3 separate regions of the Homo sapiens genome follow, and regions 2 and 3 are each linked to region 1. Evidence: chromatin loops called from intact Hi-C (ENCODE). Cell type or tissue: PC-9. All regions are shown on one strand. Links, peaks and the distances in the headings refer to the core of each region. The heading gives the core; the rest is flanking DNA.

Region 1 (7,715 bases), core at 1,556-6,555:
AGTTTTCCCAGCACCATTTATTAAATAGGGAATCCTTTCCCCATTTCTTGTTTTTGTCAGGTTTGTCAAAGATCAGATAGTAGTAGATATGCAGCGTTATTTCTGAGGGCTCTGTTCTGTTCCATTGATCTATATCTCTGTTTTGGTACCAATACCATGCTGTTTTGGTTACTGTAGCCTTGTAGTATAGTTTGAAGTCAGGTAGTGTGATGCCTCCAGCTGTGTTCTTTTGGTTTAGGATTGACTTGGCATTGCTGGCTCTTTTTTGGTTCCATATGAACTTTAAAGTAGTTTTTTCCAATTCTGTGAAGAAAGTCATTGGTAGCTTGATGGGGATGGCATTGAATCTATAAATTACCTTGGGCAGTATGGCCATTTTCATGATATTGATTCTTCCTACCCATGAACATGGAACATTCTTCCATTTGTTTGTATCCTCTTTTATTTCGTTGAGCAGTGGTTTGTAGTTCTCCTTGAAGAGGTCCTTCACATCCCTTGTAAGTTGGATTCCTAGGTATTTTATTCTCTTTGAAGCAATTGTGAATGGGAGTTCACTCATGATTTGGCTCTCTGTTTGTCTGTTATTGGTGTATAAAAATGCTTGTGATTTTTGCACATTGATTTTGTATCCTGAGACTTTGCTGAAGTTGCTTATCAGCTTAAGGAGATTTTGGCCTGAGACGATGGGGTTTTCTAGATATACAATCATGTCATCTGCAAACAGGGACAATTTGACTTCCTCTTTTCCTAATTGAATACCCTTTATTTCCTTTTCCTGCCTAATTGCCCTGGCCAGAACTTCCAACACTATGTTGAATAGGAGTGGTGAGAGAGGGCATCCCTGTCTTGTACCAGTTTACAAAGGGAATGCTTCCAGTTTTTGCCCATTCAGTATGATATTGGCTGTGGGTTTGTCATATATAGCTCTTATTATTTTGAGATACGTCCCATCAATACCTAATTTATTGAGAGTTTTTAGCATGAAGGGCTGTTGAATTTTGTCAAAGGCCTTTTCTGCATCTATTGAGATAATCATGTGGTTTTTGTCTTTGGTTCTGTTTATATGCTGGATTACATTTATTGATTTGCATATATTGAACCAGCCTTGCATCCCAGGGATGAAGCCCACTTGATCATGGTGGATAAGCTTTTTGATGTGCTGCTGGATTCCGTTTGCCAGTATTTTATTGAGGATTTTTGCATCAATGTTCATCAAGGATATTGGTCTAAAATTCTCTTTTTTGGTTGTGTCTCTGCCAGGCTTTGGTATCAGGATGATGCTGGCCTCATAAAATGAGTTAGGGAGGATTCCCTCTTTTTCTATTAATTGGAATAGTTTCAGAAGGAATGGTACCAGTTCCTCCTTGTACCTCTGGTAGAATTCGGCTGTGAATCCATCTGGTCCTGGACTCTTTTTGGTTGGTAAGCTATTGATTATTGCCACAATTTCAGAGCCTGTTATTGGTCTATTCAGAGACTCAACTTCTTCCTGGTTTAGTCTTGGGAGAGTGTATGTGTCGAGGAATTTATCCATTTCTTCTAGATTTTCTAGTTTATTTGCGTAGAGGTGTTTGTAGTATTCTCTGATGGTACTTTGTATTTCTGTGGGATCTGTGGTGATATCCCCTTTATCATTTTTTTTGTGTCTATTTGATTCTTCTCTCTTTTCTTCTTTATTAGTCTTGCTAGCAGTCTATCAGTTTTGTTGATCCTTTCAAAAAACCAGCTCCTGGATTCGTTAATGTTTTGAAGGGTTTTTTGTGTCTCTATTTCCTTCAGCTCTGCTCTGATTTTAGTGATTTCTTGCCTTCTGCTAGCTTTTGAATGTGTTTGCTCTTGCTTTTCTAGTTCTTTTAATTGTGATGTCAGGGTGTCAATTTTGGATCTTTCCTGCTTTCTCTTGTGGGCTTTTAGTGCTATAAATTTCCCTCTACACACTGCTTTGAATGCGTCCCAGAGATTCTGGTATGTTGTGTCTTTGTTCTTGTTGGTTTCAAAGAACATCTTTATTTCTGCCTTCATTTCGTTATGTACCCGTAGTTATTCAGGAGCAGGTTGTTCAGTTTCCATGTAGTTGAGCGGTTTTGAGTGAGTTTCTTAATCCTGAGTTCTAGTTTGATTGCACTGTGGTCTGAGAGACAGTTTGTTATAATTTCTGTTCTTTTACATTTGCTGAGGAGTGCTTTACTTCCAACTGTGTTGTCAGTTTTGGAATAGGTGTGGTGTGGTGCTGAAAAAAATGTATATTCTGTTGATTTGGGGTGGAGAGTTCTGTAGATGTCTATTAGGTCCGCTTGGTGCAGAGCTGAGTTCAATTCCTGAGTATCCTTGTTAACTTTCTGTCTCGCTGATCTGTCTAATGTTGACAGTGGGGTGTTAAAGTCTCCCATTATTATTGTGTGGGAGTCTAAGTCTCTTTGTAGGTCCCTCAGGACTTGCTTTATGAATCTGGGTGCTCCTGTATTGGGTGCATATATATTTAGGATAGTTAGCTCTTCTTGTTGAGTTGATCCCTTTACCATTATGTAATGACCTTTTTTGTCTCTTTTGATCTTTGTTGGTTTAAAGTCTGTTTTATCAGAGACTAGGGTTGCAACCCCAAAGCAGGGAAAATTTTTAAAAATCGTATGGTCCAAAGTAAGAATAGCAAAGTTCTTTTAAGAGTCTGAATATATAATAGTAAGCATTAAGAACATGGTCTATGGGAGGAAGAGGGGATGACTCTAGAATATAACTCTGGCTCCAATATTTGCTAATGTGTAAATTTTGCTCAGCTACTCTGAGTCTTGGTTTTCTCATGTGTAAATTGGAGACATTAGTAGATCCTATGTCATGGGGTTTTATGAATATTTAACTGGTAAATGTAAAATGTTTAACATGGTGCCTCGTACACAGTAAGTGCTTAATCCAGCAATCGTCCTGTTGATCACAAAAGCAAGATAATGGCCAGGTATGGTGGCTTACGCCTGTAATCCCAGCACTTTGAGGGGCTGAGGCAGGCCGATCACCTGAGGTTAGGAGTTCAAGACCAGCCTGGCCAAATGGTGAAACCCTGTCTCTACTGAAAATACAAAAATTAGCCAGGTGTGGTAGTGGGCACCTGTAATCCCAGCTACTTGGTAGGCTGAGGCTGTAGAATCACTTGAACCTAGGAGGCAGAGGTTGCAGTGAGCCGAGATTGTGCCTCTACACTCCAGCCTGGGCAACTGAGCGAGACTCCATCTCCAAAATAATAATAATAATAATAATAATAATAATAATAATAGTAATAATAATAATGATTCCATCAGTTATACCAGAAGCTAAAGTATTATGCTCCCCTTGCCAATTGCCTACTCTTAAGAACTGAAGATAGATCATCTCTGAAGACAAATGTGGCTTGGCACTGCTTCCTACGAGTACCTTTCTAAGGCATAGCATGTCACCTCTACAGGGTCAAGTAGCTACTGAGATGCTGAGGAACCAAGTTACTGAGCTGAGTCACTCCTAAGTGGCCAAGATGGCAGGAGGGCTGAATTCTCCACCTGGGACTCTTTGCAGGGTCCAAACATTGACTAGCTCGCTTAGAGGTGGGGCAAGGGCTCCTTGAGCAATGTGTTTCATTCTTTAGCCAGACAGTATGAGCAAGATATTTTTAGCCCAATTACCAAATGCAGAAATGTGAGTTTGAAATGCATGCCTCAGGAGTTCACTCAGGTAACGAGACTGTGTGATTATGACTCTCAGGACGTGTGTTTCCTTCACATGTCCCGGATTTTCAGAATAGTTCTGATTTTCGAACATTCTGTTCTACCCTTCTATTAGTAAAATTCTGTTTGGGCAGATATCCTAATTCTATAGGGAAGTGGTTGGGAAAATATGGTCACTGTAGACCAAGATAGAGATCCTATTAAAGACTTGGTGGTTGAGGAAAAAGTGCCACATACTATAAATAGGTATGTCTTCCCCTTTACCTCACTGATGAGTCAGAAGTGACAGAAACTAACTCCAACTGGGTTTGGCAAAAAGGGAATTTACCAGCCTTGTGACGGAAAAGTCCAGGGGATGCATGGCTGGCTGGATACAGATTCCCGAACAATGATCCAACCGACCTGCCTCTCTTCACCTCTTCACTCCTTCCTCTGCATTGGTTTCATTCTCAAGCAGATTCCTTTTGGGATGTCCCCAGCAGCCCTGGGGGCATATCCTGCCAGCTTAAGCTTCCACAGAGAATGAAAGTGACTTTCTAAATTACTTCAGCAAAAGCTGAAAAAATTCCCTCTGGCTGGACCTGGGTCATTTGTCCCTCCCACCCCCACCAGTCCAGGGAACAGTTTCTGCAACACCTTAAACACATAACCTAGAAGATTCCTCAAAGGGCAGCAAGGTTTCTCTACCAAAACAGGGACAGCATGAACACTGGGTAGGGAAATGTAATAAATGTTCTTTCATCCTCTCCCTCTGAGTTGGGATTCTGCTTCCCACTATTTCTTTATGCTTAGTTGTCCTAGAATACAGTTCCTTCACATACCATTGTCATCTACCTGCAAGAGATCTGCCTCTTGCCCACAAATGGTATTCATTTGACCTCCCTTTAATTTCTCTGTCTTTGCCACAGGAACCTCAGTGAGGGTTGGTTCTGCCTGTTGACTCTTTCACCCCTTGTGTAAGATGTTCTTTTGCACCTGCTCCTTTTCGCCTTACCAGTATACATAAAAGTTTGTTACTAAACCCCCACAATCCTCTTCTAACAGTGGAAGGAAGGAAGATGTCTGTAGCTGCAGCCAGCTGGGAAGAGCTGCTTTTAGGATTTCACAGGGGAAGAAATAGACACAATTTTGCTACCATATGCAGTATCTGCGGCAAACTACAGAATGGGCCTACAGTTCCTCTTAGCTCACCAGAGCAAGTGCTCCCCAGTGATCTGCCTGGATGCAACTTGCAAATTGTATTGAGAGAGCTAATTAGATCTGAGCTTGCAAACGAGAGCTCTGCTACCCTTGTGTGGAACAATTTGCTTTATTAAATGAGAGGTGATGTGTGTATGTTGTATACTTAGCACGTTAAGATTCACAGTTACACAGATGGCGGAAGAACTCCAAGGTTGCCCAGGGCTTAACATGTAGCTGAATGTCAAAAGGTTTCAACAGGGTTTCAGAGAGCAAAACAGGGATATTTTTGTAAGATATACTTTTCTACCCAGCATAGCACATCAGAGCTTCCTGTGGGATGGATTAAAAAGAGCTAACCTTTATGGACTACTTGTTGTGTCAGATACTAGGCAGAACCCACTCACTTCTCTAAAGCCCTTATAGGGAAGGTACTATTATTATTCCTGTTTTTCAATTAAGGATACTGAGGCACTGTGAGGTTCACTGAAAGCTGGACTGTGAGGAAGATTCGGGCCGTCGGACTCCAGACCCCAAGCTCTAACATACTATGTAGGTCTGATACGATGATCATCTCTAGAGATGATCCATGGTTACCTACCAGTTTTTTTAATTTAATTTTTATTAAATATTTATTGTATGCCTTCTTTAAGATAGATATTAGATGTGTTCAATGGTCTGAAAATTTTTGAGAGGTAAGTCCCAGGTAGCACTTGAGATAAAAAGCAATAACTAAAGTCTATTGAATACTTACCAAGTATCATGCTTGTGGTAAGCACTTTACAGGTTTTCATTCTCTCATGCATTTAATCCTCCTACAATCTTTCTTAGATACGCTCCCCGTTTTAGAATAAGGAAACCAAGGCTCAGAGAGGAGAGAAAACTTGCTAAAGGCGCCCAGTAAGTAAGTGACAGAGCGGGGAGTTGAACCCAAGTATTTTGGCACCATAGCCTTTGCTTTTGACTTCTCTTTCACTCCACACCACACCACACCAACCACATCCTACTGGCCACTGGCAAGGACCAATGATGCCTTGTAGAAACCAATCAGTTTTCCACTCAGTATTCCTCAGTCATCATACAAGAGTATTTTTCCTTTTTTTTTTTTTTTTTTTTTAGTAAGCCGTCACCTAGCAAAGCTTGAAGTGGTAGGTGGTAGGTATTTCATTTTTAAATTCAGTTGCAAAAGGAAAATTTTTTGAAGAATGAGAATTTTATCGCTGAGGAAAGTGACAGAATGCTACACTATCAGTTCATTTAACAAATTTCCTAAGAGGTTGCCAGTGCCAGGCTCTGTGCCAGATGTTGGGATGCATGTTAAGACACAGGCAGTACCACAAGAATGAATACAGTTTGGTGTTGAGTTTTAAAGCAGAGGGAGGGCCAAGGTGCCTTAGGGTCCTGTTCTGAGCTACCCACAACAGCCAGCAAACTGGGTCACCTGCAGCAGGTAATGGAAGGCTTGTTATCTTGTCAAAGGGATCACATTTTTCAAAGTTGCATGCTTAGACTAAGAATAACCCTGGTTGCAAAATTTTAAAAATATAGCCTATCAGAGATTTAAACAAGTAATAGGTTAACTAGGCAGTCGACAGCATTCGTTCATTGCTCCACAATATCACCAGGTCCCTTCCATCCTGTCTACTCTAAATTCAGCTGTTGGTTTTTCCTAGTGATGTGTTTTACCTTATTATCTCAAGATGGGTGCCGTAGCTCCAAACAACATCAAGGTAGGAAATGGGCAACAGAGTGGTATTGAAAAAGATCTTTTCCTATAGAGGCATTCTCCTTTTTATTAACAAAGAAAAAAGCTTTTTGCATCCCAGAAGACTGCCTTCCCATCTCATTGGCCAGAACTAAGTCACACAGCGATGCTTACCTGCAAAGGAGGATGGGAAAGAAGCAAGTGTCCAGCTTTTTTCCAGTCTCTTTTGTGCAGATTGGACAAGGAAGATAGACATGGCTGAGTTATTTAACCAATAGTTTCTGCCACAGTGTGAAAGAATGTGATATATCTGAAACATCTTTAACCACATAATTACAAGTTCTGTGACCACAAAAACATTTAATTGGTCAGTTTATTGGAGTCAATAATGTAGAAGTGGGTCACACGTTGAAGGCTGGGAAATTCTTGCATTGTTGCTCGTGAGTTTTGAAGACTCTCACCAGGGACATTAATGGACGGAATATTGGGAGCTTAGCTCTTCCTGCTGGAGTTGTAAAAGGGCAGAACCGTTTTTCATAACCTAAGACCGAACAGCATCTTCCAAAATTAGCTTCGGACTGGGCAGCAATTTCAGCTAAACTCCATGCAGCTTTTAAAGCTTTGTATTAATTATAGCTTGGGTACTGTGGATAGCGCTGACTTTGTAATTTGTGAAGCTCAGTGCAAAATAAAAATATGGAATCTCTTGTTTAAAAATTATTAAGTATTTAAAGATAGCAAAAGCAAAGTACTAAACTAAACACGGGACCCTGTGCAACTGTAGAGATTGCACATCCACGAAGTTGGGCTGGCAGAGGGCAGCTGGTTCACAGGTGAAGTCTTGACTTGCAGGAATGATAAATTGAAGGGCCTGGTTACAAGTGTGGGGTCTGCTCCTCAAAAGTATGGCATGGTGATTAATAGTTGACGCTTTCCAACAAGCCCACTCTGTATTCTAATTTTGCTACTTAATTGTGCCATGATTTTAGAAACTTGTTTAGTCTTTCGAAAATTGTATTTCCTGGCTGGGTGCAATGGCTCATACCTATAGTTCCAGCACTGTGGAGGCCAAGGCAGGGGGGATCACTTGAGGCCAGGAGTTTCAGAGCAGCCGAGGCAACATAGTGAGATCACAGGTCTAC
Region 2 (7,715 bases), core at 831-5,830, 53 kb before region 1:
TTTGGCTATTCTCAGAGGCCTTTATGGCAGTGAGGGAGAGCATTCTTTTGGTGCGAGAAATAGTTACTGCTCTTGGGTTAGACTAAGAAAGTTTTGCTGAGCTTCAGGATCCAGAGTGATTAATTTACAGAAAGCGCTCAAGGGTCTATCAGATGGGGCTTCCCTGCCAGGAGAGGTGTTGGGGAAGGCTAGTTTTCTAGGATGAAAACTGAGCTGCTTTGCTGAGTAGATCAGAAAAGGGGGTACGCTGGGGGGAGAAATGTAGTTTTAACCCTGATTTGTAGCGATTATTATGACCATCAAAGAGTCCTTTGGTAGAGCAAATAAGGATATAGAATTTTAAAAATCTACAAATTGGGATATTTATTTTGGAGCCAAAAGCAATTTAATTTTAAAATGGGAGCAACACCATAGAAAAAATACTTTTAGGTCTTATCCTTCCACTTATACTGGTGTGACCTTGAACAAATTCCTTAACCTATCCTATCTTCAGTTTCCTTGTCTACAAAATGGAGATTATAATAGTCTTCCTACCCTGAGGTTTTTGCCAGGGAGAAAGAGATAACACAGGTAAATACATGTGCATTGCTTTTAAATACTAGGTAAAGACTCATAACATCACCATCACAATCATCATCGTGGTCATCATTAGTATTATTACTATTTTGGTGAGTTGATCAATGATGCTACTGGATGGAGAACTTTTTCTGAATGGCATTTCTCTTGCCGTTGGCTTGGACATAGGCAGGTAAACTCAATGTGGAAATTTTGATGCAGTAATTATTTGTTTTTCTTGTAGCAAATTGCAGAGAATCCATACATGTAAGGACCGTGCACTAACTGATTGTGCCAGTGGAGCTCCATGGAACCCATACATAAAGCACACCTCTTCTCTTCTCCTTGGCATCCAACCTGCTGGCTCTACAACTACTTTCAACAATGAGTCAAGGCTGTACCTGGCAAGATGGAAATTCAAAATCAACAACGAAAGCTATTTATTTTGGTTTTGATCCTAGCCCTGGGCCTTTTACTAAGTATTCAGAACTGATTTAATGAATGAAAAAATGAATGAATGGTATACATTTCCATTGTCTATTCTGCTTCTTTTCCCTAGGGAACTGTGTTAGGCCATGATTTCCTTGCTGTTTTTTTCATATGGTTGTTTTATTTGCACAACGCTAAATTAAATCAACTAGTTCCATTCATGTATTTCTCTCTTGTTTTATAACCACCTGATTTCTTATTTTTATTTAAACAGAAATTAAATAGTAAAAACTTTGGAGTATTTAATTTTACTTAATTAAAAATTGTTTTAAAAAATAAACGTTTACCTGAAATGAGTATTGAATTTTGAAAAGCACCTTCAACAAACCCCTTTTTGGATGAGTTCAATAATGGTTGAAGAGGGCACAATTCATGGTGAATGAATTTGAAAGTGTAATAGATTTAAAAGTGTTTTAAAGGGGCTAATATAGAAAAGCCCAAACAAATTATTCAGGATTTAAGGATATTATTTAGAAAACATGCTTTCTTGTATGACTGTTTCTTATTCTCCTTTGTGGTTGCTTGAGCACCACTAGAGTGACTCTGTTATAATGGAATTGTTTAACACAAAGTATGCTGAGCAGTTAATACTTTACAACTATATTTTAAGGTATGTATTGTTATGCTTTTTAAATCATAAATTAAAAAATAAGCCTCAGAGATATTGAGTATCTTGTCCAAGTTTGCACCAGTGGAAATTTACAAATCCAAGGTTTGTGTCCTGATTTAACCGGCTCTGAATTCCAGATTCTAAATTTGCTGTCGAGCAGAGAGTGATTTGCACTAGAAAAGTAAATTGTTTTCCCACTTAGGCAGACTTCTCACATAAGTAAAGGACTTGTGAGATCTTTAACTTTACATTGCCTTTACATTACTCTGGTCTAGTCAGTAAATAGTCCCATGATTGCCCATTCTGCAAAGTTAATTGGCCAGTGAGAGAAATAAGATCAGGACCTACAGCCTCATATTCTTGAGATCTCCTTTAGTGACAAATCAGAGATGATATGTTTCTTGTTAAGAGCAGGTAAATTTTTGCAACTCTTCTGTGTGTTGAAACAAATAAAAAATAGATAAATTGTAATATTTAGTAAAAATATTCGTAGGCCATAATTCAAATTAGAGTTGCAGGAAGAGTAAGTGGGAGGTAAAAAAAAAAAAGGAGAGTGAACTTCTGATTCATTTGGCAGTGAATAGGGAGGGAAAATAACGTGTTTGGGCTATAACTGGGAGGGAAGGATATTGAAAATAATACTAAGTGAAGGTTGGAGATTAAACACTCTCTTCCCCCAATGTCAGTGGTGGCCTAGTCCCAACTTCTCCTCTGCTTCTTCACCAAATTACCTCTCACCATGGTTACCTCCACATTGCTAAACTCCCAACTTCTCCTCTCCTTCTTCACCAAATTACCTCTCACCATGGTTACCTCCACATTCCTAAACAGACATTCTTTAGTCTTCATCTTAGTTGTCATCTGAGCATCACTGGTACTATTGCCTACTGTTTCTTCCCTTTCCCTGATTTCTGGGCACAATTCTCTCTGTTTATTTTCCTAGTGTTCCTTGTCCTCCTTTGTAGGTTCTTTTTCTTTTACCCAGCCATTAGCTGTTGGAGGTCCTAGGCCCTCTCTTCTTACTCTAATTTCTCTACCCAGTGATCTCATCCACCCCTGTGGTTTCAAGTTGCATATATACTCAGATGACTCATGGTTTTATCTCCAGTCTTGATCTTGCCCTTAACTCCAGACCCATATATCAACTGTCTACTTACCATCTTTTGAATGCCTTGAAGGTACCTTGCGTTCAGCATGTCCAGGACTGAGCTCATGATCTTCTCTCCCAGGCCTGGTCCTCTTCCAGGGTCTCTCTCGCTGAACAACACCACTGTTCTGTCTACTTGCTCACGCAGAAGCCAAACAGCTAATCTCTCCCTTAACCCCCTTATTCATCACCAAGTTCTACTGATTTCACCGACTAAATCTCTCTTGAATCCACCTACCTCTGTCTACCTCCTTGGCCATCACCTTAGGCCATGCCACAGTGGTGTCTTTTCTGAGCACTGCAGCTTACCCTTGGGCTGATCTACCTGCATCCACCCTGGCCTCTCTACCATCTTGTCTCTACCCTGCATTTTTCAAAATGTAAATTGCATCATGTCACTCCCGAGCTTAGAATCCTCCCATTATTTTTCATTCTTCTTAGGACACAGTCAGAAATCGGCCCCATAGCTCACCAGGTGCTACCTAGTCTAGGGCAGTGGTTCTCAAAGTGTAGTCTTGGAATCCATCAGCATCACCCAGTAGTGTGTTTTGAAATTCAACATCTTACGTCTCACTTTAGATCTGCTGAGTCAGAAACTCTGGGGAAGGGGTCCAACAGATTGTGTTTTCACAAGCCTTCCAAGTGATTCTGATGTATATACTCAAGTCTGAAAACCACTGCTCTAGGGCCCACCTACCTTTCTGGCTATATACAGTCTCTTGCTCTCACGTTCCAGACTCTCATAGCTTGCTTTTATTCCCTCATCAAGCATACATTTCCTCCTACCACAGGGCCTTTGCACAGCTCTTCCTTTTTCCTTGAACACTTCTCCTTCTTCTCCTTCTCTGGTTAACATCTACTCCTCCCTCAGGTCTCAGCTCAATAAAGCTGCCTAGGACCAATTTCTCCTAATGATATATATTGCTCCTTTATAACACTTAAAACAGCTGTGTATTTGTCATTTTTGTGTGGTTATTGATTAACATCTATCTCCCCTACTATACTATAAACACCAAAAGAATTGAGATGGTATGTGTTTTTGTTTATTATCTGCACTATTTTGTTCTAGGATAGTAATAGTACATACTCAGATATTTGTTGAATGAATGAATGAATGAACCTTCCTGTATAGTCTCTGCATACTGTTTGAGAGCACAGGCATATTGGAATCCTCATGGGCAGCTCCCAGTCCCCTCATTTTGTAAAGTGGAGATACCTACCTCATAGACTGGTTGAGGCAATTATATGAGGTAATACATAAGCAAAACCTAGCACAGGGCCAGACACACAAGTCCTTCATAAATCTTAGCTCTGAGCATTATTATTATTATACTCTATTGTTATTATTTCAGTTTCCATACTCTCCCTCAATCATAATGGTTGAGTGTGGTTGAAACCAAACAGTATAATTCTTGGTAAATATGTACATTTTAAAATTATAAGATGAAAATAAATGGTTGTACATTTTCTCCATTTTTTAAAAAAATTATGTATCACCCAATGTATTTGCCCCAGAGAGCTCTTGTTAGCCCAGTCACTGGTTTCTAATGCCATTCGTTTATTAATTCAGTTATGACTATTAATAATTCAGTTATGATTTATTCAGTTATTAATGCAGTTATGACCAAGATGGGCAGGGATCCACATGAAGTTCACAGTCAAGTGCAGAATAAGATATTAATAGTCCAATGGGGAAATACTTCACCACAGTGCCAGTGAAAACGATACAGACAAATACAAGGTCCTATGTGTTTGTGAAACTGGAGGACCAATAGGCAAAGAGGGGATTTTCCACCTTGAGACCACCTTTGGCTTTCAGATAGAAGTCACCTGACATAAACCAAACTAACCAATTGGTGTTCATGGCAGCATGTGATGCAAACAATTAGGTGAAGTCGATGCGTTTCTCCCAATCTGAATCAAACTGGTCTCTGTATGTGTTAATTTGGTGTGTTCCTATGAACGAGGTTTCCATGAAAACTAGCTAAAAGGGGAACAGTGCTGAGAGCAGTGGCTCACACCTTTTATTAGACCATTTTCATGCTGCTGATAAAGACATATCCGAGACTGGGTAATTTATAAAGAAAAAGAGGTTTAATGGACTCACAGTTACACGTGGCTGGGGAAGCCTCACAATCATGGGAGAAGGTGAAAGGCATATCTTACATGGTGGCAGGCAAGAGAGAAGTGAGGCAAAAGGGGATTCCCCTTATAAAATCGTTGGATCTCATGAGACTTATTCACTACCACATGAATTCACTACCACACTTATTCACTACCACATGAACACTATGGGGGAAACTGCCCCCATGAATCAAGTATCTCCCACCAGGTCCCTCCTACAACACATGGGAATTATGGGAGCTACAATTCAAGATGAGATTTGGGTGGGGACACAGCCAAACCATATGACGCCTGTAATCCCAGCACTTTAAGAAGCCAAAGCAAGTGGATTACTTGAGCTCAGGAGTTTAGGCTTGGGAAAGGAGAAACCTCGTCTCCACAAAAAAAAATTACAAAAATTAGCTGGGCATGGTGGCACACACCTGTAGTCCCAGCTATTTGGGAGGCTGAGGTGGGAGGATTGTTTGAGCCCAAGAGGTTGAAACTGCAGTGAGCTATGGTTGTGCCACCGCACTCCAGCCTGGGTGACCAAACGAGACCCTGTCTCAAAAAAAAAAAAAAAAAAAAAAGGAAGTGGGGAGGAATACAAGGGAAAAACCAGGTGGGAAGCCTGCATTGTCAAGATGCCTCCCAGTTGCTCTCTATGCACACTTAGCATTTGAAAACTATTCCTTTCTAGGCCCTCTGCCTGATTTCCCTTTGGCTGGCTCTGATTTCTTTACCACTCTGAACACCTGGGGCCAAGGCTCTTTTTCATAGTAGTTTGAAAGCAATCCTTTCTCTTTCTTTTTACTCAGTTTGATCCAGGCCTTAATCTTTGAACAGCATCAAATATTCTTTGCCATTTGATAAAGCTGGGGTTGGAGGAATCCAGAGTTTTCAAAAGCAGGTTTTGGGTTACCATTGGAGATCCAGTGAGTCTTTCAGCAAGACTAACTCTAAATCATCCAGGCTCAATTAGTTCATTTCAAAGAAATACCCAGGTGTTGTTTGACCTTCAAACATATGGACTGCTGAAGTAAATGAAAGTCTTGCTTGTTCCCATAATGCCGAGGGAACTAGAAGGGGCAATTCTTTTTCATATTCTCTGAGTTTTGAGGAGGGATTATTAGGTTTGGGCTAAATGAATTATTTGCTTTAGTAATATTCTCAGCAGTGAGCTGCAGTTGCCTTTGCTGAGGGAAAAACCAGATGCGAGCTGTCACTAAGCACCACTAAAATAGGGAAAGGTATGGGCCACTATAGGTGGAGCCGGGGTTTTGAGATGCGGGGCCAGCAGACTAGTCTACGGTGAGAAGCAGTAAGGTAGGTGTAGGGCTGAGTGTAGTGTGAAGGTCTCAGTTACCTGACATCAGGAAAACGTTGGTCGTATGGAAACACAGTGGCTTTTTTTTTTTTTTTTTTTGGCTGTTTTCCTGTATTGGGAGTGGGTGCTGTCTTTTAAGACTGAGACTCCTGACTTGGTATGCGGAGGTGTTTTTTTGGTTTTTGTTCGGACTGTTCTATCCAGAATTGTTAGGGTTGTAGTGTAACAACCTATAGCTTTGTACGTTACATATCTTCTAAGAATTGGAGTTCTGTTAAAATAATTGTCCAGTGGCCAAGTGTATGTTTTTGGAGCGAGAAAGACCTGGTTTCAAATCATAATCCCTCCCGCTTATTAGCTGTTTGACAATAGGAAAGTTGCTTAACTTCTCTGAGGCCCAGTTTTCTCAGGTATAAAATAGTGCTGATAATATTTTAGCATTTTACAAAGTACATCTCAATGAAATTTTAATTTACATCCAATCAAAATGAGATTTAATTGTCAAATACATCTGGAAAACCCTTTAGACTGTTTTCCTCTATCTTAGATTTGATAATGCATATTTTCAGATTAAAGTCCCTGGGAACTTGTGCAGGAAATGAAACTGTTTAACTCCAAATGTGAAAATGTAGTTAAGATCAAGAGGCTTTTTCTTTTGTAGAAATACAAATGATCTCATAGCATGGTTGTAAGGGTTAAATAAAAGTTTAATATAAATGCTTTCCACGGTATCTGGGTCATAGTAATCAAAAGTAGCGAGAATTGTCAGTGTATAATTATTGAAGATTTTTGTCTTCAAAAACCGAAAACTAAATTTGATACACCTGGGTTTTTACTGCAGCCATTAACCATATCAGCATTTGCCAGTTGGAAGTTTACAGAATTCAGCTCTCACTGGTGGCTAATGGGATGGTTGTGATTTATTGAGTGCCTACTGTGTGTCAAGGAATCCATTAGGTACCTCGGTAGAGAGTCATCAATATATTTAATGGTCCCAACTACTCGACAAGCTAGATATTATTCTTTCATTCATAGATGTGGAAATTGAGACTCAAAAATAAGCGCACTGCCCAAGGCGGTGTAGACACTCAACGGTGGAGTTGGGAAATTAGCTTGATTTGTTTGGACCAAAGCCCTTGACTATTCTCAGCTGGGATTCTACAAATCCTGGAGGATCTGTGAGGGAGGCAGTGATCTGGAAGATACTCGCGAAAAGCGTAATTGAAATCAACCACTTGACCAACGTGAGGCAGCGCAGGACTAAATGTGTTGGGAAGGTCACACTTCAGCCATACCAAAAATGTTTCCTTTATGGAATTCAGCTTGTTCACTCATCCCAAAGACTTGCACACATCGTTCCCTTTGCCCAAAGCTTTCTCCCTGTGTTGTCTTTCTTGGCTCTCTCTCACTTATCCTTCAAGTCCTGGGACTGAGGTACTTCCTCCAGAAAGTCATTCCTAACTCTCCAAGTCACAGGCAATGCC
Region 3 (7,715 bases), core at 831-5,830, 99 kb after region 1:
CATGGTTTAGAAACATTTACTCTTTGTTTTACTTTTCCTCTAGTGTCCCCAGGACATGCTTTGCAGAGATGACTACTTCTGGATAATCTATAGCATGTAGCTATCAGCGTTATTAAAAAAAAAACTCATTGGTGGTAGGCAGCCTCTAAGATATCCTCAGTGATTTTTTTCCTTTCGGCATTCATGACCTTGTTTAATCCTTTCCTTCTCCTTGCGCATGGGCCAGACTTACTGACTGGCTTCTAACACACAATTTTGCGGAACTGATGGTGGTATGTTTGGGCTCTGTGTCCCCACCAAAATCTCATATCCAGTGCTGGAGTTGGGGCCTGGTGGGAGGCGAGTGGATCATGGGGGTGGTTTCTCATGGTTAGCACCATCCCCCTTGGTACTGCCATGGTGACAGTGAGTTCTTACTAGATCTGGTTTTTATGAGTGTGTAAGTATCTCTGACCTCTGTTTCTTCCTTCTGCTCTGGCTATGTGAAGATGCCTGCTCCCACTTTGCCTTCTGCCATGAGTAAAATCTCCTTGAGCCATGCTTCCTGTACAACTGTGCTTCCTGCAGAACCATGAGCCAATTAAGCCTCTAAATCTCCTTGAGCCATGCTTCCTGTATAACTGTGCTTCCTGCATAACCACAAGCCAATTAAACAGTTTTTCTTTAAAAATTACCCAGTCTCAGGCATTTCTTTATAGCAATGTTAGAACAGACTCATACAGATGGGATGTCACTTCCAAAATTAGGTTATAAAAAGACTGTGGCATCCATATTGAATTATCCTTGTCCCTCTCCCTCTCCCTCTGTTTCTTAAATCACACACTCTTGGGGAAGCCAGCTTCTGTGTTATGAATAGTGCCCTGGATGCCCACATGGTGTCTAACTGAAGCTTCAGACCAACAGGCCTATGAATGAGATTTGAAGCAGCTTCTTCTGCCTGTGTCATGCCTTATATGACTGTTATCTGGCTGATACCTTGATTGCAGCCTCATGAGAAGACCCTGAGCCAGAATCACCAAACTAAGTCCTTTCAGATCCCTGACCCACATAAAGTGTGAAATAGTTTATGTGTGTTCTTTTAAGCCCCTAAGATTTGAAAAAGTTTGTTATCAGCAATAGATATCTAACACATTCAAATTAATTTCCGTGTTTTTTTTCTTTCCTCCAAGATTATTTATTATTCATTAGCTAGTGATATGGTTTGGCTGTGTCCTCACCGAGATCTCATCTTGAATTGCAGTTCCCATAATCCCCATGTATTGTGGGAGGGACCAGGTGGAGATAATTGAATCATGGGGGCCGTTTCCCCCATCCTGTTCTCATGATAGTGAGTTCTCTTGAGATCTGATGGTTTTATGAGGGGCTTCTCCCTTCGCTGGGCACTCATTCTTCCCCTTCCTGCCACCATGTGAAAAACGACGTGTTTGCTTCCCTTTCTGCCATGATTGTAAGTTTCCTGAGGCCTCCCCAGCCATGCTGAGCTGTGAGTCAATTAAACCTCTTTCCTTTATAAATTCCTTTATAAATTTCCTTTATAAATTATAAATAAATTAGTCTCAGGCATGTCTTTATTAGCAGTGTGAGAACAGACTAATAAAGCTAGTCTGCCTGTTTTGTATTAGTTAGATGTCTATTTCTTTTAGACAGACATTGGAGATAGGACTAAATGTTTTACCAAGGCAAAAATAAATACCAGCACATCAAATTAGAATTTAGTTTCCCATGTTATTAGTATGAGAAAAGTGATAAATCTGGTGGAACAAAATGTGACTAGTTCAAATAGAAGTAACCATACTTGGTTGTCCTTTATAAAGTTATATTTTATTATTATTATTTCAATAGTTTTTGGCGAACAGGTGGTGTTTGGTTACGTGGCTAAGTTCTTTAGTGATGATTTCTGAGATTTTGGTGTACCTATCACCCAAACAGTGTACACTGCACCCAATGTATAGTCTTTTATCCCCGACCCCCCTCCCACCCTTCCCCCTAAGTCCATTATGTCATTCTTATGTGTGTGCATCCTCACAGGTTAGCTCTCTTTTATGAAAGTGAACATACGATGTTTGGGTTTCCATTCCTGAGTTACTTCACTTAGAATAATGGTCTCCAAATTGCTTGAACCCACAAGGTGAAGATTGCAGTGAGCTGAGATTGTGCCACTGCACTGCAGCTTGTGTGACAAAGCGAGACTCCATCTCAAAAAAAAAAAACAAAAGGAATAATGGTCTCTGGTTCCAACCAGGTTGCTGCAAATGCCATTATTTCATTCCTCTTTGTGACTGAGCAATATTCCATAGTATATACGTACATATGACATGTGTGTCTATATATGTCCACATATGTCCACATTTTCTTTATCCACTCATTGGTTGATGGGCAGTTAGGCTGGTTCCATATTTTTTCAATTGTGAATTGTGCTGCTGTAAACATTTGACTATATAAGAAGACTTCATGAATTCCAGTCCCAACAATTCATCATTTCTTATTATTTGGTAGAGTCTGAGGAGTTCATTACCTCTGCGTCTTAAAGAGTTAGTTAAGAAAAGTACAGCATAAAAAGATTGCAAGGGTAATGTCCACCAGCTTATAGGAATAGTTTTTTCCCCTGAAACTATAGTAGCCCCTTGACCTGTAAGTAAATGAAAAACTGTATTCAAAAATCCCTCATCTGTTCATCAAACTAGGCCCAGTGAGTTCTCCACAAGATTCTATTTTTGCCCAGTTGATATCATTTTATATTTTCTGCACTCCAGTTTGATTGATTCATTCATTCATCAAGTATCACAAAGATAATGACTTTCTTTTTTTAACTCATATTTTAATTAAAATATTTTATTAATTCAGAATTATCTCTCCCTTCAATAACTCTAAATTAGTGAGTTCTTTCTTTGAGACCATTTTGAATATTTTTCTTTTTTGGGGTGGGGGCTGGTGGTGTTGGACTGGTTTGATTGATTTCCGTAGAACCTGTTTCCTTTTTTTAAATGGCTACTCAGAATTTTTCTCTGATGAACAAGTAACCTAGAAAATATCCAGAGATACTGGCTGACTCGTCATATTAAAAATATATATTTTGTTTAGCAAGGCTGTGAAGAATGACTCATTCATAATCCAGCTTAATGAATCAACAAGGCCAAAGGACACAGATAACACTATGTCCCTTGTTCAAATGCAGCAAGCAGAGATACTGGTGTGGAGGAGAGCTAGGTGTGGATTTACATGTCAGAAGAAATATCTTCTTCACCACTGATCTGCAGCTCACCTGCATCTGGGCAAGTGACCAAAAGCTTTGACATTTTGCAGACCTGAGTCTGAAACTTGGCTATACCCCTTATTATCAGGTTATCCAAACTCTCAGCCTTTTTCGCATCTTCAAAATGAAAGGAAATAATTCCCCCTTCATACTGTTAGGAAGTTTAGATGAGATGAATGATGTAATACTTAATTCTTTACCTGGGGCCTGATACATTGTAAACGCATGGTGAATGACCAGGTTATTATGTAAATGGTGAACTTGAACTCTGTTTCTAATAGACAGGTGACTTCTCAGGTATCAATCATTGAAACAGAAATTGAAGAAATGAACTATTTTACTCCTCTGCTCAATGCATTAGTTTTAAATCTTACGGAATTTCCTTTATAATAGGTTTAAAAAAATTTCAAAGATTAGTTCACATAGTCCAATCTACTGATGATTTTATACTCAGAAAGTTACATTCAACTCCATCCTACAAACCAAGGAAAATATCAAGGACAAGAATAAGTTGATTATGGTTTCCCTTGAAAGCCCAACAAACCACTATATTTGTTTGTTTTTTTTAAAGCAATGGTAGGTACCAATTTTAAAACTACTAATTTACTTATCCTTCTAACTTTCTAACTAGTAGTCTGAGTGTAATAGGGCCAAATGCTTATTTAGACAGTTGAGATAGAAACGTCCAATAGTTTACTGACAGTTGTCCAAATTAATGTGTTTTAATTATTTTCATTATAATTGATCTAAGTTTTTGATCCTATTTTTATAGAGACATTTAAAATCCTCCCTTATTAATTGCTTGCCTCATCATTGCGTACACTCTCAAGGTCACTCCGACAAAACCTGGGCAATGAAGCAGAATGATGACTTTCTGTTTTAAGTTAGAGTCTTGTTTGTTTCTAAACAGTTTCTAAGTCCCCAGGGTTTGTTGTCTTAAAAAGTCAAATTTGTCATTGTCTCCAGACCTTGAGCTATCTAAACATGGAAACCCAAGTTCATGGATAGGGTAATAGAAGAGCAAGCAGAAATCTTGATTTCCAGGCTTCCAGTTGCCACATCAGCTCATCTAGACATCGGTTTAAGGGCAGAGTAAGGACATTTGAGTCCAAAAATTCCTTTAATCCACTTTTATTATCTACTAAATTCTTAACCTACAGTATTTAACCCTCAGAAAATTTCATGAAAATATATTCTATTTTTTTAAGTTTCTTTTACCAATGGGAAAAGTTAAACTCAAAGTATTTAAAGCACCTTCCTGGAGTTCCCAGTCAGCTCATAACCCTTAGGCTGAATCTAGAACATTGGTTCTCAGCCAGGGATGATTTTGCTCTCTCTTTCTAGGGGACACTTTGCACTGTCTGGAGACATTTTTGGTTGCCACAAGTGGAGGAAGGTGCTACCGGTGACTATGAGTAGTGGCTGCTAAACACCGTACAAGGAATGCACAGGATAAGTCCCTGTAGCAAACAATCAGCCAGCCCAAAATGTCTAGTGCCAGAGCTGAGAAACTAGAGTTCTGGTAGACAGAGCACTGTCTACCAGAACTTTCTGTGATGATGGAAATGCTCTACTAGACACTTGAAATGTGGCTAGTGTGACTGAAGAACTATAAATTTATTTAATTTTAAATAACTTAAATTGAAATAGCCCCATATATCCAGTGGGTATTCTGCTGGACAATAAAAGTGTTATTTGATATATTATTACTTCCTCACCTATACAATGTTATAATCATAACCATTTTATTAGGTTGTTCTAAGAACTGAGATTAGTAGGTATGCAATAAGTTATTAGCTGCTATTTTAAAATTTAAATAAGTCCATGTATGCATACTAATTATGCTGTTACATATTTATATTCTATGTACATATACACATGAATGAAACAATTTCCAAAGAATGGTCTCAAATAATAACTGCATGTTTTGATATTCCACAGACTATTAAAATGCACCAACCCAAGGTCTCCAGTGCTGCTGAGTCCCCCGTGTCACCTCCTGCAACTGCCACAGTTGTCAACAGCTCAAATCCTAGAGACCTTCTTCATTAGGTCAATGAGTATCTAAACTTTAAAAAATAAATAAAGGGGTAATTATTAGCTTGCCCCCCATCCCAACAAGGCCAGATTTCCTTAAATGTCAGTACCTTGGTAAATATAAATATGCTTTGATTTTAAAAAGCAACATTTGTGTGAGCTTTTTGGAAGCTCACCTTTTTTTTTTTTTTTTTTTTTGAGATAGAGTCTTTCTCTGTCACCAGGCTGGAGTGCAGTGGTGCAATCTCAGCTCACTGTAACCTCTGCCTCCTGGGTTCAAGCAATTCCCCTGCCTCAGCCTCCCGAGTAACTGTGACTATAGGTGTGCGCCACCACGCCGGCTAATTTTTTGTATTTTAGTAGAGACGGGGTTTCACTATGTTGGCCAGGACGGTCTCAATCTCCTGACCTTGTGATCTGCCTGCCTCAGTCTCCCAAAGTGCTGGGATTACAGGCGTGAGCCACTGCGCCAGGCCTGGAAGCCCATCTTTCAATGGCTTCTAGCCTGAAGGCCTAGCCCACTTCTGCAGTTTGAAGGTGTCTCTGGAAGACAGGCAGAATGGCCCATCAACACTGTTTGCACGAGGATGAAAGGATCTTGGTGGGCATACCAACGACTGAGCATTTCGAGGCTGGCAGTTGGGGCTGGACTCAGGTCTCTGCTGCTGGGGAATAAGGTCAATCCTTACATCTCAAGACTTACCTTTGTCAGGCAAAGGGCTCAGTCTATAACGAGTCTGGGCACACAAACTTGATACGAGAATAAGGACCAGTTAGATTCTTCTGGCCTCAATGTTCTAATGCTCTTTGAGCATAATTTCCTATGGAATACAGGGTTTGAACTCAAAAAAAGTTGGGACCAAAGAAGAAATCAGAATAAAAATAAATAGGGTCATGGCCTTTCTTTTCTTCTCTTCCTTTGAGTTTCAGCTTAACTATCACCCCTCTAGAGACTTCCAACCTCACCCTCTGCCCTTTTGTTATTTTATCTCCTTATTAGTTTCCTTGGTAGCACTTTCGAGAATTAGCAATTATGTATTTGTGGAGTTATCTACTTAGTTTCTCTCTGTCTCTCTCACTGGAGTATAAGCTCTGTGAGGGAGGAGACAATGTCTGTTTTATTCACCATGGTGTCTTCATGATTCAGCACAGTGCCTGAAACACACTAAGATGAGTGAAAAAATAAATGTTGGATGAGTGGATAAATGGAAACAAAATTAATTTGGGTTTAAATGCTACTGATGACTCTTCTGATTGGAATAAGCCACAAAAAGCAGTGAAAATATTAATACATTTTTCTATAATCCTGGAAAATAATGCTCCCAACTTGTGTTCATTTTTCCTGAATCTCAGAGAACTTTGATTCAGAAGTATTTACCAAATTGTAGTTGTCCCTAATTCCAGGATCCTGGCACAAGGTCTCTGGGGATGAGGCCACCATAGAAAGAATTATTTGAGCAATTATATGAGACATGTAAAGATCAAGCCCAAAGTCCGCACAGCCCAAGTTGGTTCCTAAGGATTTCATGTCTGCCAAGAGCAAAAGAGAATATGGGAGTTGCCAAGCATTATATTGCCTCCCACCAAAGTCCCTATTTGGGTCCCCTTAGATATATAGTTGCTGAGACTTTCTTTCTTTTCACAAACACTCACAATGAGCCTACTATACACATTGGGTCAGGAGTCGGGGCTGAGTTACAAAGAATACCCAGTAATACAGGTTACGGTTAAGCTTTTAAGCCTACAGATCTGGGTTGAATTCCAAAGTTGGGCACTTACTGGGGACCTTGGATAAGTTACATATACCCCCATCCCTGTGATCCCTTATCTATAAACTGCGGTGATCATAGCACATATTTCCTACTGTTGCGATGAGCTTTCAGTGAGTATCTCTGGTTAAGCATAGATGCAGAGTGCCCAGCACATAGGAAGCACTCCATACATCCTAATCATATGTGATAATTTTAAAACTTGACTCCAGACTCTTTGGTGTTCTTCCCATTGCAAATTGAAGCTATGTCTCCTCCCCTTGAATCTGGAAGTCCTTATGAGTGCTGTAACAACAGCCTGTGGTGGAGATGACAGTTTGTCTTCCAAAGCTAGGTCGCAACGACATCAGCCTCCACCTTGCCTGCTAGAAGCACTGTTCTACCTTGAAAGAAGTTCCACTTCCCCAGTGCCACCATGCTGAGGAAGGCACATGGAGGACCTCTGGTCAAGAGTCCCATCTTAGTCCAGTCTTCCAATCATTGCCACCAGGATGATAGACCATGCTGCTTGGAAGTAAGCACTCCAACGGCAATTGTTCGTTGCCCCAGCTAGTCGAGTTAATGCCAGCTGAGGCCCCAGACACTGAGAAGCAGACTCAATCCACCCAACCTTTGTAGTCAGAATTTCTTATCCATAAATTCCAAGAGTATAATAA

What was found. Hi-C counts contacts between places; a loop is a spot of excess contacts. Peaks named below come from ENCODE experiments on the same cell type or tissue, not always from the same donor. Only the 100,000 strongest peaks of a DNase experiment are listed, where the experiment ranks them.
Region 2: it touches region 1 in a loop (6-fold over the local background); 1 of 110 quality-filtered maps calls a loop at or near these places.
Region 3: it touches region 1 in a loop (8-fold over the local background); 1 of 110 quality-filtered maps calls a loop at or near these places.

What each region holds. Positions count from the first base shown.
Region 1 is chr3:64,973,808-64,981,522 of GRCh38, reverse strand. The region is part of intron 4 of ADAMTS9-AS2 (ADAMTS9 antisense RNA 2); the gene reads right to left. LOC105377124 (a long non-coding RNA gene) reads left to right here and starts at 5,275. Exons shown (of 3, transcript XR_007095948.1): 1 at 5,275-5,420. In PC-9, for the core only: no CTCF peak of the experiment used is centred there; DNase peaks (open chromatin) are centred at 3,642 and 4,002; H3K4me3 peaks cover 1,579 bases; H3K27ac peaks cover 3,809 bases.
Region 2 is chr3:65,026,092-65,033,806 of GRCh38, reverse strand. It overlaps LOC124909390 (a long non-coding RNA gene), which reads left to right. Exons shown (of 2, transcript XR_007095950.1): 2 at 800-1,340. Among named protein-coding and RNA genes, the nearest start is that of LINC02040, 140 kb to the left of the region's middle. In PC-9, for the core only: no CTCF peak of the experiment used is centred there; a DNase peak (open chromatin) is centred at 2,756.
Region 3 is chr3:64,873,953-64,881,667 of GRCh38, reverse strand. All of the region lies in intron 4 of ADAMTS9-AS2 (ADAMTS9 antisense RNA 2), which reads right to left. LOC105377124 (a long non-coding RNA gene) reads left to right here. Exons shown (of 3, transcript XR_007095948.1): 3 at 5,195-5,342. Among named protein-coding and RNA genes, the nearest start is that of ADAMTS9, 190 kb to the right of the region's middle. In PC-9, for the core only: no CTCF peak of the experiment used is centred there; a DNase peak (open chromatin) is centred at 3,117; H3K4me3 peaks cover 739 bases; H3K27ac peaks cover 2,771 bases.